Linked DNA regions of Homo sapiens: region 2 is linked to region 1. Evidence: chromatin loops called from intact Hi-C (ENCODE). Cell type or tissue: endothelial cell of umbilical vein. All regions are shown on one strand. Each heading gives the region's core, and the rest is flanking DNA. Links, peaks and the distances in the headings are about the cores only.

Region 1 (6,891 bases), core at 1,247-6,246:
ATCTTAGGTTGTGTTTATGGCTACAGTACTGGACTCAAAAGAACATAACCTGGTCAGGGGATGCACAGCTAGGTTTTCATTTAATTAAGGGGAAAAAGCAAAAACCAACAGTCCAGTCATTGTTTAATGAAGGGGGTTTTCAGACTTCAGTCTGGCAACCAGTAGAGCATGCAAACTAAATTCCTTTCCATGAACAGGTTTACGGTGCCAAAGCACCACCTACATTCTAGACATAGCTGTTCACCTGCCCAGAGGCAACCTGAGAAAGAAAAAAACTGGGTTTTTGCTTTGTTTCCATCTGATCTCTTCTCTCACCCTTAGTTCCTGTTTTTACAAATCTGGATCATTACCAAAGAAGACTCAACATTCAGAGGGTAACAAGGAACTGACTGGTGTCAAAAACAAGTAACAAAGCAGAAGGGAAAGTAAGGAATTGGAGTTCTCCAGCTAGAGTGGGGGAGGAGGACTAGAGTGGAAAGAAGATGGGGAAGCAGTCCTAACAGTTCTTAGAGAATCCGCAAGCTGGATTAGGGAAGCCAACCTCCACAGGCTGCACAGGTCTCTTCACTCCCCTCATTTCAACCCTCAACATGGGAAACACATCACCTCTGTCTGGGTTTGGCTGCTGTAGGCATTTCTTTCTGGTAAAAGGCGTGTTGGTCACTTTTCAGCCAGGAGCTTCAGGCAGAGGGTAGTGGCCCATAGGCTGGAGTGGTTTCACAGAGAATGGTTCACTTGGTAATTCTGCAACCTGCTGGCTTCTGCCAATTTACAAGTCAGAATCTCTGGGGGAAGTCAGAGAATTCTTGTATGCAATAACATGTGAGAATCCCTGAGAGAAAACATATCGAGACTCAATAATCTAGGCAAATGTTCAAGTATCCATTTTGTACAGAATAATAACTCCCTAAAGATGTTAGTGTCTTAATTCCTAGAATATGTTAGGTTAGAGGGCAAAAGAGAATTCAGGTTGCAGATGGAATTAAAGTTGCTAATCAACTGGCCTTAAAATAGGGAGATTATCCTGGATTATCCAGGTGGCCCAAATGTCATCATAAGAGTCCTTTTAGAAGACAGAGGTAGAAGACAAGAGTCAGAGAAGGAAACATGACCATGGAGATTATGTGCTGTGAGAAGGACTCAGGCTGCCTTTGCAGGCTTTGAAGCTGGAGGAAGGGACCATAAGCCAAGGAATGCGAGCAGCCTCTAGACACTGCAAGAGGCAAGAAAAGAGATTCTCCCTTAGAGCCTCCAGAAGTACCACAACCCTACTGGTCCTTGATTTCAGCCCAGGGAGACCTGTGTCAGACTTCTAATCTGCAGAATTGTGAAATAAAATGTGCGTTGTTTTAAGACATTAAGTTTGTGGCAATTTGTTATAGCAGCAAGAGAAAACTAATATAAAGAAGTTACTGCAGATAAATGACTGCATTCAATGACATCAATAGATATGATATAAAAAATGCACACATACAGAATATTTCTGAAAGGCATAAAGTTTAAGAGACTGGGAAGGCCTATTATCACTCTCCTCCATCCCGCTCTGTGCCCTGTTAGGCAGACCCCTATGGGCTAGACCACCCGATTCCACCTGGCTCCCAGTTGGGCTCTACCTATGGGAGGCACCAAGCAAGACACTGGAGGGTGCTCAGGCTCCAGTGCTGACCTTGCACTTGTATGACCCTCAGGGTGAGTGTCTCCTTGCATTGCAAGCTCTAGGCATCTCACTTGCCTCACTCAACACAACACTGACGAAGAAATAAGAAGCCCTCTCTAGGGGCCAAGAAAGCCTTCCAGAAAAGACGACAGGCTGACGGCTACTGTGAGCCCAACGACAAAGGATCTGGAATTTTTCACCATTTCTTACATGCCCCAACCTGACCACATCCCACCACAGGCTGCTTTGGGGTGAACTATGTCAGAGGCCATGTAGTTGAGAGAGCAGGAAAGAAAAGTCAAGAAAATATAACTCAATAGTACCAGGAGAAACAACGTAACTTGAAAACCACCCTGGACCAAGCAATTTACTCAGTTACTACAGATGCAACCCAGCTATATGCAAATCACATGAAAATATAAATAACACCCTCCATAGGGATAGCTTTTTCTTTGCTTTCTCTAGCCTGTAAAACAAATCCAATTTGGAGGATGAAAACAGAAAATTACTCTGCAGTGGAATAAGATTTGCTTCTCAGCGCTTCCAGCAATACCCGCAACAGCACCTCTAAGCTAAAAATGTCTTGTTCATACAGAAGAATGGCATAATCTAGAGGTGAACTACATAGGATTGGTGAAGTAGAAAAACATACCCACCTCTGTCTATAGAGATTTGGGAAAGTGATGGCCTTTCCTGCCAGAAGCCTTCCTAGATCGGCAATCCTCCCAATCTTCTAAAGATCCATAGAGTCTGAGTTCAGTTCTGTCTCCTCTGTGGCCCCCACAGAACAGAATATGCTCAATAAGTGGGTACTGAGTGCATGAAGGAGTCCACAGACAGCGCAGCTATACAAGGCCATGGCTGACTAGATATAAACATACTTAGCCACGCATTACCTGTTCACTTCAGGAATCTCCTTACTTCCTATCCTCCTTGGGCTCCCCTGACCCATCCCTGCCCTAAGTATTTTTAGAACAAAAATACAACAAAATGATAGGAAGAAGACTGTGGCAGGAAGAAGGTGGTAGTATTAACACTCCAAATAAGGCTGCAAGAAATTTAGAAGTTGGACACTTCCCACTCCCGCAGAAAACATTTGTTTCCTGCCCATAAATAGGAACACCATGCAGGTTTGCTTATTTTTAGAAAAACAAAAATCTTATTTTTAGAAAAAATCTATGAGATTTTTTTTTAAAGACCTGTAGCTCGGTAGGCTAACATTTCTACCCTCAAACGGCAAGCCAGGTCTTGAACACTGGTGTTCTTTCTGTTGGGCACCTACCTGAGCTGGGAAGAACCAGAAGAAGAGGTTGCTGTTGTAAGTCTTATTCACGGTGAGGAAGCCGGCATAACTCTTCATGTTCAGTCCTGGGAAAGGGCCGACCAAACTCAATTCTCTTCCTAGTGGGGGAAAAAAAATTTACCCAAGGATTACAGAAAACAATAACAACAAAAATGTGAGCCATCTATCTCAGTCTGGATGAAATGGAGTGATTAGATAAGCTAAAAGGGAACTGGTATGACAGGTAGTTCCTTCAGCAAATTCCAGCCTGCCCCTGGCCAATCCCACATAGTCCACGTTCACAATTTAGCCAAGGATATGTGAAAGTTTTAAGCCTTTGGGGAGGGGTGCCCAAATATATTTTATAAGCTGTAATAAGGTTTTTTTTAAGTTCTTTTAAAAAGAAGAAAAGAAAATCTCCTATCATTACACCTTGCATAAACCAAGGTGATCACCTTGGGCCACATGGAAAGGAGCAGGATAAAGTAACCTGACCTGAAACAGTGGGGTGCAAGAGTAACAATGTGGTGAAGCAGCTCTCGGCCTCGCCCCGAGAAGGCCTGTGTCCTTCACGCTCTTGTTTTCATGAAGGCAAAAAGCCTGTCACATCTACTAAGAGGAGTGGGCTGAGGCATATGGGAGTGTGGGTGGCTGTGGACATTGGGGAAAGGTGGACAGTGGTGGACAGTGGGGAGACTGGGAGTGACCTCATGGCTACTCAGGGGGAGCCAAATAGGACAATGGGGCAGTTGTGGGGGCCAGGGGTCCTGGCGTTCTTATGGCACCATTGGGACAGGCACAGGGAAGGAGTAATTGGGGATGCTTAGACAGCCAAGGATGCCCAGGAGTAAAGAATGCTACTAGGAGCTGACATTTACAAGGCCAGAATACCAGGGCTTTACATGATGTGGGAAGTATAATTCTCATTCCCACTTTACAGATAAGAAAGCTGAAGCACAGAGAGGTTAAGTGACTTGCCAGCTAGTAGAGGAGAGCTGGGATTAAACACAGCAGTCAGGCTGCAGAGTTTGTTCCTTCCCCCAGGGCTTTCAACTAGAGTGAGTCAGAAGGTGCAGGTGGCAAGGAGTGGGAAGGGAAGTAGTGGTCAGGAAGGGAGTGGCAAAGGAACAGAAAACAGCAGAATGTGGTGGCGAAGTAAAAGGGAAAGTTTGGGTGAAGAAGAATCCTTTAGTGGTGACAAAGAATGTGTCCCCAGTAGGAACCAGTCACTCAAGAAAAGCGATGTAAGTCTGAGCCATATTAAGTTGGAGACTGGCTAGTAGGTCAGGAAGCTTGACTCCTCACATGCCATCGACTAAAGATGCCTTTGACGGTAGGTGGAGCCCTTAGGCTCTGGAAGGCTAATTGTTAGCATCTTTTCCCAGCTCAGCATTCAGAGACATTGACAGGATAAAATAAGCCAAGGTGACAATATTAACACTCAAGGGAATAGATGCTACAAGTCAGGGTCCTGACTGCAAGGGCTGGTTGCTAAACTTTTACCAGCACACTGCTGTTTTGGGACCACTAGTTCCTATTTTACAAGGCCAGAATACCAGGGCTTTACATGATGTGGGAAGTATAGTTCTCATTCCCACTTTACAGATAAGAAAGCTGAAGCACAGAGAGGTTAAGTGACTTGCCAGCTAGTAGAGGAGAGCTGGGATTAAACACAGCAGTCAGGCTGCAGAGTTTGTTCCTTCCCCCAGGGCTTTCAACTAGAGTGAGTCAGAAGGTGCAGGTGGCAAGGAGTGGGAAGGGAAGTAGTGGCATGCCTCTTAGCTGAGCATGGTGGCAGTGCTTGTAGTCCCAGCAACTCGGGAGGCTGAGGTGGGAGGATCACTTGAGCCCAGGAGGTCAAGGCTGCAGTGAGCCATGATCATGCCACTGCACTCCAGCCTGGATAACACAGCGAGACCCTGTCTCAAAAAAAAAACATATATATAGGCATGCCTCTCAAAAGGAAAACCTCTCATCTAGACCACACAGTTCCTTTGCTGATCCTAGTGCTCCTATAGACCAGCTGGTGACCCACCATACAGGCATTTAACCTCCCTGTTCTTCAGTTTCTCCTCTATGGAAGATGTACTGCCTGTGGGCCACCTGGATTAAAAGAGCCCCCACATGTAAAATCTATATAAAGAAGCTGGCAGGTAGGGAGCAGAACTACTGTTGCTGTCTGTGAAATGCACCTGCTGACTAGGAACAGGGAGCACCTCTGAGCAGAGGAGGTCATGGGGACAAAAGAAAGGTCTCAACAGGTGGTCCTTGAGGGTCCTGTTAGGCTAGCACAATAGAAGAGCATGGGTTTCCTAGCCTGACAGACCTGGGTTTGGAATCCTAACTAGATTAGGACTCCCCAGCAAGTTGCTCCATCTCTCTGAGCCTCTTTCCTTTTATGCAAAATATAAATACTGATTCCGCTATCCTGGGCTTTCTGTGAGGATCAAACAACAAAAATGCATATGAACCCTTAGCCTAGCACTGCACATAAAATATGGGTTCAGTCAATTGGAAGGGAAAGTTATCATTAGCCTTTGGCCACTCCAAGTGAAGTCTAGAAGAATTTCCTTTTTCTGGCTCAGCCTGGTTCTCCCAGGGAAGATTGCTTAATGCAACCTCTGTTGGTCTTCACATTCTGTTCCCAATGAGGTCTATCCCTCCTCCATCAGAAAAAAAGCCAGAGAAAAAGAGAGAGAGGTGAGGATCTTATGAGAAAGAAAAGGGAGGTGTTTGGGGAAAGTGGTTTTTGCCACTCCTCCCCTCCCACTCTTCCCGCCATCTGTCGTTTTTCTTCTCCCTTTCTTCACTTCCACTCTTAATTAGCCCAGAGAAAGATCACCCCCCAGGGCTGGGCAGCCTTTAAAATGCTTTTGAAATATTTTTAGCAAAACTATTAATCTTCTCAAAATCAAACAGATACCACCCCCTGCCTCCCAAAAAAAAAAAGGAGAGTAGAGAAGTAAAAACTGTGGATTGGAAATGAGTGAGATGTGGACCACAGAGAGGTAAATGGGAAGAAGAGGATTTGAGAAAGACAACACAAAAATGAGAAAGGTCAAAGTATAATGAGAAAAAGAGAAAATATATAATAGAAAGGAGCTGGAGGGAATGGAACAGAGGAAAGGATGATTCAATCAATCTATCTCTCCCAAGACCAGCACCACACAGGGTCCACAGACTGCTCTCAAATGATTCAGATGTTCACTCATCCCTCCCTTCCTGAGGATGCCAAAGTAGCTTCTCTACTACCTTTTACTTGAGTATGTTTCAGACCTTCCCTCCTAGGTCAGGAGGTTGGAAAGTGGGGAATTTGTGTTATTTAACTTTGCATACCTTGGGACTCGGCATGCTGACTTACACACCTAAGACATTCAATAAATACTTTTTAATGAATGAATGTTAACAAATGAATGGATGAACAAGTCAATAAATGAATGAACTAAAACAAGCCCTACTGACAAGGCACCAAGATTGGCTTATTTCTACAAAAACCTCCTAAGGCAGACCTTGCTAAAAGATCTTAAGAAATTTAGAACTTTTCTCTAGCCCATAAAAAAAGTTTTGCCCTGTTTCAAATTTTAAATTTCCACTAACTAAATCCCAGTAAAATAATTTAAAATGTCATCAACTAAAATGACTTTTTATATTTTCAAATGTCCTGTGCATCCTTCTATTAATGGAATGTGGAAAACAAACTCCCAAGATGGAGGAGTTTCTATCTTTCCAGCACCATGACTCACAATACAAATGTTTAGAACAGTTTTAAAAAGGAAAAGGTTTTCTTTGAAGTGATTTTACTTCCTCCTTGTTTTTTACTGCTGCAACCAATGTTTGTGATATTAACACTTTCAAAAACATTGGAATGTGACCAACAAAGGGCTTGAACCAGCTAATCAGCATGCATGCCAGATTCACAAACACTCAAGTTATCACCAGTGTGGACAGACAT
Region 2 (6,891 bases), core at 737-5,736, 200 kb after region 1:
TCCCCTCCATCCTCCCGTTCCTTCCTCCTCGTCTTTCTCCTCCTCCTCCTCCTCCTTTTCCTTTCTCTCTTTCTCCCCTCTTTCTACCCCTCCAACCCCTTCCTCTTTCCCTCTCCTTTTCCCCATCCAAACTTAGACACATGCTTACTTGAATCTTTATTACTATATTAGATTTCTGTGTTTCATATCTAGAATGCTCACTTCTAGCTCTGCTGGAATGGTATAGCTAAAGGAGAAGCAGTGAAGATTGTGGGCCAAATGCACAATCGTTGTCAGACAAGTATCTCAGGATGTTCCCAATACCATAATTTTACTTTCTGTCCCGTCATAAGTTAGGGCCTATTTAGGATTTGTTATGGAAGCTGGTATGTGATTATTCATTGATTTACTCAATAGCGCACTGTGTAAGTCAATAAATCTTTGGTCCCTAAACTGGTGGTGTCTTAAGAAGCAGACTTGAAAGCATTCTATTGCCTTATCAGTTTCCTGGGAGGATATCTGAAGATTAAAAACTGCAGTCAAGGTAAGCATTTGCTAGGAAGTTAATTATTGGTATCTCTGAAAATGGAGGTACTGGCATCATGCAAAAGAAAGGAGGAACGCACTGATTGAGTTGCTTGTTTAATAAATAATAGAGGATTCACAAAGCAGCAAATGTAGAAGAGATGTGATGGGAAGGCAAAATTCCTTTGTGAGGTGTCACTTAAGAGAGTGCTGATTGGTCAGAAGATGAGTATAAACTGAGAGGAGGGGCTGTGGCAGGAAAGGGGGACCCTGGGTGTTAAAGCCCAAGGCGATAGAGCACATGCTGAATGAACTGTTATATCCTTGCCCTGTGACACATTCATCCCCAGGAACAAATGTCCAGGGAATCTTGTGTTCAAGGTGATTTTTCAAGTGTATTGTTTATTATTTAAATGTAGCAAATCACTTAATCCAGTGTAATCAGTATGTAAGAATTGCCGTGAACTCCCTCCTGTCCCAGTAGCTTTGTTAGCATCCTTGAGGGCTGACAGCAAACTTAATCAGGCCAGCTTGAGTGGAATGGCTTTGGGTGATTTGCATTCTGCAGAATTGCCAGATTCCTGTCCTCTAACACAATAATGAGTGTTTCCATCCAGTGGTGTGAAGCATGTGGAATAATTAGCTCTCAGCGTTAAAGATGTGACTAGTAACGTCCAAGCCTCCTTCCTCTTAAGAGTATGATTTTCTTATGGTGACATTTTCAAGAGGACATCCGTAATCTCTCATTTTGGGGACAGCAGGAAAGAGATGTGCCTGGATATATCCTATCAGTGTTCGCTGATTCGCCTTCAGCTAAATCATTTAACCAGACCAAGGGAACTGAGATTTGAGAAGCTCAGTTGTCTGTAAATCTAATGGTTCCCAACTTACAATCACTTCAGATGTTTTGAGGGGTCTGCAGCCTCTTTTATACATTTTTAAAAGCCTAATAAAAAAGCTAATGGAATAATTATCTATCAGTAACTACATAATAAGTTCAGTTTGTTTTGGAGATCAGATCTTTCAAATCATCCAGTTTGAAGGGAAAGAATAAAAGGAGTCTATGAGTTACAAGGTTGGTGAGTATGATTAGTCAACATCAATTTACAAGTAATGGTATTCCTACTGTGGTGAACCGAATAATGGTCCCTGCAAACATGTCTCTGTTCTAATGTCTGGACCCTGTGAATATGTTGTTACATGTCAAGTGGGAATTAAGATTTCAGATGAAGTAAGATTGCTAACCAGGTGACCTTGATTGAGATGGGCAAATTACCCTGGATTATCCGAGTGGGCCAAGTGTAATCACAAGAGCCCATTTAAGGCAAAGTAGAGTGTGAGAGTCAGAGAGTCATTGAAGGATGCTCTGCTGCTGGGTTTTGAAAAAGAGAGGAAGGGACCAGGAGTCAAGGAAGGTGGACAAAATAGATTCTTCCTTAGCGTCTCCACCCAGCTGTTGAATTTGCCTCCTGGGCACACAGGAAGTCTGCATGCCCAGCCCTTCACATCCAATTGGGGCCATGTGGAATGTGGCCCAGGTGATGTTGCTCAGAAAGAACCCAGCCCAGAAAACACCTTGATTTGAGCCTAATGAGACCTATTTTGAATTTTTGACTTCCATAATTCAAGATATTAAATTCTTGTTTTTTTAAGCCACTGAGTTTGTGCTAATCTATTAAAGCAGCAGTAGAAAACTAATGCATTTAGCACTGCATCTTTCTGGATTTTTGGTCATTTTAAATAAATCAGCTAATAGTGTCTACTGGGTATCTCGGCATACAAATAACTGTGTCAAAGGAGTTGGAAAAGTATGGAGAATGTAGAATAAATCCAAACTCTAATTGTTGTCTACAAGCTCCTGCTTTTTCTCTCCTTCCTGTCTTTCCAGCCTTACCTTATGTTACGCTGCACTCTCTCAGCTCCCACTCCTCCAGCTGTCTTTCCATTCCTCAGACTTCCTGCCGTGGGCCCTTGGCTCATGCTGTTTCCTCTGCCTTGAATACCCTTATTCCAGATCTTCCAAGAACCGGCTTCTTCCCATCTTTTAGGCCTTAGCTTAACCCTTCCTCCTCTGTTAGTCAGAAGAGTCTAAGTGCTATCACTTACAACCCAATATCCTAGTGGTTTAAAACAATAAAGCACGTGTCCCTCACGTCACAGTGCAAGGTGGTTGGGGTGTGTGTGTGTGTGTGTGTTGGGATAGGAATTGGGATTCTGCTTTGTTCCACACAGCCACCAACCATTCCAGCTTGTGACCTCTCTTTCCCCCGGTGCCTTCTCGGAATCCTTAGCAGGATCTCTGCAGTCACCTGCTGAGGAGCAAGGAATGCGTGGAGGATTGTGTGGGCTGGGCCTGGAATGAACATCACCTGGGCCACATTCCATATGGCCTCACCTGGATGTGAAGGGCTGGGCATGTAGTCTTCCTGTGTGCCCAGGAGGAAAATTCAGTAGTTGGGTGGATAATAGCCCTGTTCTGCCCTTCCTCAGAGATGCCTCTTATAACCGTGCTAAGCAGATCTGTCTCATTAGCCTCTATGAAAACACCTTATTTAGTTCCTCCATTGCACTTTATACTCAATAATTTTTTGGCTTCTTTGTTAATTGTGTTCCTCTCCAAGACCAGAAGGGTGTGAGGATAGGAACATGTCTGTTTTGCTCACTACTATGTGCACAAACCTGGCAATGCAACATCTTGCACAGAGTAGATTACCCACCAAGAATAGTTTATTAGTATGTGATGAATGGATGATGAATGAATGACCCAACAAGTGAATGAATGGAAAGCATAGACCTTGTCTAGAGGGTATCCACTATTATAGCAAGGACAGAATAAATAGGTCATAGTCTTTTACAAGAATAAATTTCAAGAAGCAGCCAAAAGCTTTTTTTTTGTTTTTGTTTTTGTTTTTAGAAATAAAGGACTTTGGCCTACGGTTCAAAAAGTGTTTGGAAAGTCACCGCTCTTTGGGTTGTAGAATTTGAGTCCAGTCTTCCAGATGAGCAGCCTGAGAGTAGCAGTGCTCTCCTTATTTGGGTTGATTAATTCTGCTCTTGTATTTCTGAGAAAGTGTAGACCCTTTCAGATACCATCCTAACTCTTCCCCCACCCTTCCCTTCTCCACTCATAGAGGACAAAGCATTTGGCTCCTCTCCTCCTACCACCTGTTCCTATTAATATATTCACAGTGGCCCCCGGTGGTGGGAGCATGCCACCTCAGATGAAGGAGTTTTCTAATTTTGCTTCTCCTTTTCTTTCCCATTGTCATTGTCCTTTCTGGCTTAGCATGAGCTAGTGGCATGTGGCAGTCTGAGAAGTGGAATGCCTAACCCAAGGAAATAAATGATGCATAATCAAATCCAGTTGCGTAACTTCGGGAGTTTGTGTTTTCTTCTGTTGATTCACGAAGATCAAGGAGCTGATGGGAATAGGTTCTGGCCTTGCCACCAAATGTGCTTCTCCTCCCATTTTCTGAGTAGGGCTCCAAGGGAGGTGCTGGGCCACTTTGCCACGCAGGCTGGTTGCTGCCTCATCTCCTGCAGGTGAGGGTGGAGACCTCGCGGGCTCATGGGCCCTGCTGTGGCTGTTACATGGATCCAGGTTGTCTAGGGTCTGGGGAATGCTGCTGAAGGGGCCCAAGTGCCTGTACCCTGGAAGCACTGGCCAGGCAGGACTCCCTGCCTCAAATGGGCCTCTCCCACCTTGTTCTGTCTCTCATGGGGCAGGCACATGGCATTTCCTAGGTGGGGGGACCAAGAAGCTGTGGCTGGATTAATTCTTGTGAAGAGTACAATAAACTACATTTAACTTACTTTCCCTTACTTCAACATGGTTACACGGATAAAATACATTAAAATGAACACTAAAATCAAGTATGTGGACAAAGATGTATCAACAGGAATGTTCAGTAATAGAAAAAAAACTGGAAACAACTTATACATTCACATAAGGGAGGAGATAAAAATAAATTATGATACATCCATAGAGTGGAATACTTGAAGCCATTAAAATTGAACATGTAGAAGAATATTGAATGAATATAATCACATTCATGTTTAATTTTTAAAAATCAAGCTGCAAAACAGTGGGTACCATATGATCCTGTATTTGCAATTAAAATGTATACAAATATAAACAATGGAAAATATAAAGATTGAAACGGGATGCTTAGTTCAGTAAATGGGATTATGAGTGATTGTTGTTTTATTCTTAGTGCCCAACGGTAGTTCCCAAATTTTCTGTATTTAATACATATTTGTTTTGAAAGGTGATATAAAATTCTAAAATGGTATTTTAAAAATTAGATGACTGTCTTAGTTCATTTGGGCTGCTATAACAAAAACATCACAGAGTGGGTGGCTTATAAACAACAGAAATTTGTTTCTTACAGGTTTGGTGTCTGGTGAAAACCCATTTCCTGATTCATAAACAGGGCCTGTGTCCTCACTGTGTCCTCACATGGTGGGAGGAGGAAGGTGGTTCTCCAGAGTCTCTTCTAGATGGCACTAATCCCATTTCTGGGGGCTCCACCCTCATGACCTAATCATCTCCCAAAAGCCCCTCCTTCTGACACCATCACATTGGAGGTTAGGATTTCAACATAAGAATTTTAGGGGGATGCAAGCATTCAGTTTATGACATTGACTAAATTCTCCAAATAATTACTTGTTTATTAAAAAGAAAACTATTGAAAGAATTCTTAAACAACAAAACAAGTCATTAATGTGCAATTTAAAAAGCCCCATAACCTGCTTTTCTGTCTGTCCTCAGTACAGATGTTTTCCCTTCCTACTGCACACTTAATAAGTCTCCGAGCCTTGTAGATTCATTGTAGATTCAGCCTTGTTAGCATCTCTTGTATCCAGTCCCTCCATCATATTCTCCCTGCCCCTGCCTTTGTCACCTGTTGATGGGACTCCCTGCCTCCTGGCTTTCACTTACACCGTTCCATTGTCCTTCCTGTCACCGACAACCTGGCAAATGTGATCCATCTTAAGAGGTTCAAGGGCCACGTGTTCTCTTGGAGTCTTTCCTGGCAGTCCCCACTTTTGTCTCCAGAACTGATCCTTCTTTATGCCTCACTCTTTGTTCTGAATCCTCTCACAGAACCTTTTAATCTCTACTGCGCTTCCTGACACTTACTTTGTGCCAGGTACTTTATATTTCTCCCGTATCCTGGCTGTATCCCTGTGAGGATCATAGCCCCACTTCACGGATGAGAAAACTGAGGCACAAAGAGGCTAAGCAACTTGCAAAGACATCACAGATAGGGACTAATAAGATTCAGGTTCAAACACAGGCAGTGTGGCTCCAGCATCTCTATGCTGAGCATATATATCTGCTGCTGCTTCTCATATTTCTAAGGTCTTTCACTTGTCTCTCTTCCCCTACCACATTGTAGAGGGGGGATCATGTGTTAAATTTATCTGTATTTTTTTGGTGCCAAGCCCAGGGGCTGGCATGTAGGAATCTCATAATAAACACTGATTGAATGGCTATTTAGGCAACGAGTATTTACTCAGCATCTGCCATGTGTCAGGCATTGTTTTAAGCACCCACCTGAAATAAATAAGCAAGAAAACAGATCAAGAGTCTTGCCCTCAATAATGGAGGAGGGGGGTGACTTAGATTCTAGAAGAACATGTCAAGGGCAAGTTAGGTAAATGATTGAGGTAATATTTAGATGACATTTTTACTCCTGTATCCATGCTTCTCTAGTTCTCTTCTTTTAAATTTTGGGTATGATTTGAGGCAACTACAGTACTGGAAATTAATACAAATCCTTCATTTGTCATATCAGAGCTCTGTAACTGGTCACATATAAGCGAGCTGTCAGTGGTCGAATCATGACTGCCTGTTGCTTCTCAATGGTTTGAAAACAGTTTTTTGAAATGGCATTACATTTCTCATTTCTTCATGCTCTTCTTTCTTGCTTATCTTTTCCACTTTTTTTCTGCTTTGCTCCACCTGTTCTCTTGAGAAACCATCTCAATCCCTCCTGCTTCTTCCTACCTCATTCTCTCCCTCCCTTGCTTCTTAATTTCCGTTCCCCTGAACCTTGCCAAATATGTTTTTTTGAACAGTTGATCAAAACTCATCAAGCACAATGTGATTTTCTCTTTCAAACTGTAGGTAAAATGGAGAGGAATTAATCTGACCAAAGTGTGTGTCACCACATGCCATAGATTTTGTCTGGGGGCAGAAGAAGGGAAAAGAAGCTAACTTTATTATAGAGGTCAGAGCAACCTCACAATGTCGATGTGGTTTCTGATTTATTGTAACACAGCAGAGATTCAAAAGGATTAATAGTCTAAGTGACCTAAATAATAATGAGCGTGCAGAAGAACATGTTCTTCAACATGTTGCTTACTGCCGTAGAGAGAGTG

Evidence for each region. Peaks named below come from ENCODE experiments on the same cell type or tissue, not always from the same donor. Only the 100,000 strongest peaks of a DNase experiment are listed, where the experiment ranks them.
Region 2: a loop joins it to region 1, with 4 times the contacts of the local background. A loop is called at or near these places in 3 of 110 quality-filtered maps.

What each region holds. Positions count from the first base shown.
Region 1 is chr7:29,109,765-29,116,655 of GRCh38, forward strand. It overlaps CPVL (carboxypeptidase vitellogenic like), which reads right to left. Exons shown (of 13, transcript NM_031311.5): 3 at 2,940-3,058. Among named protein-coding and RNA genes, the nearest start is that of CPVL-AS1, 33 kb to the left of the region's middle. In endothelial cell of umbilical vein, for the core only: a CTCF peak has its summit at 4,279 (motif pointing right); a DNase peak (open chromatin) is centred at 4,197; H3K27me3 peaks cover 75 bases.
Region 2 is chr7:29,305,784-29,312,674 of GRCh38, forward strand. All of the region lies in intron 1 of CHN2 (chimerin 2), which reads left to right. Among named protein-coding and RNA genes, the nearest start is that of CHN2-AS1, 100 kb to the left of the region's middle. RefSeq lists an enhancer at 4,049-4,617. In endothelial cell of umbilical vein, for the core only: a CTCF peak has its summit at 3,699 (motif pointing left); no DNase peak of the experiment used is centred there; H3K27me3 peaks cover 389 bases.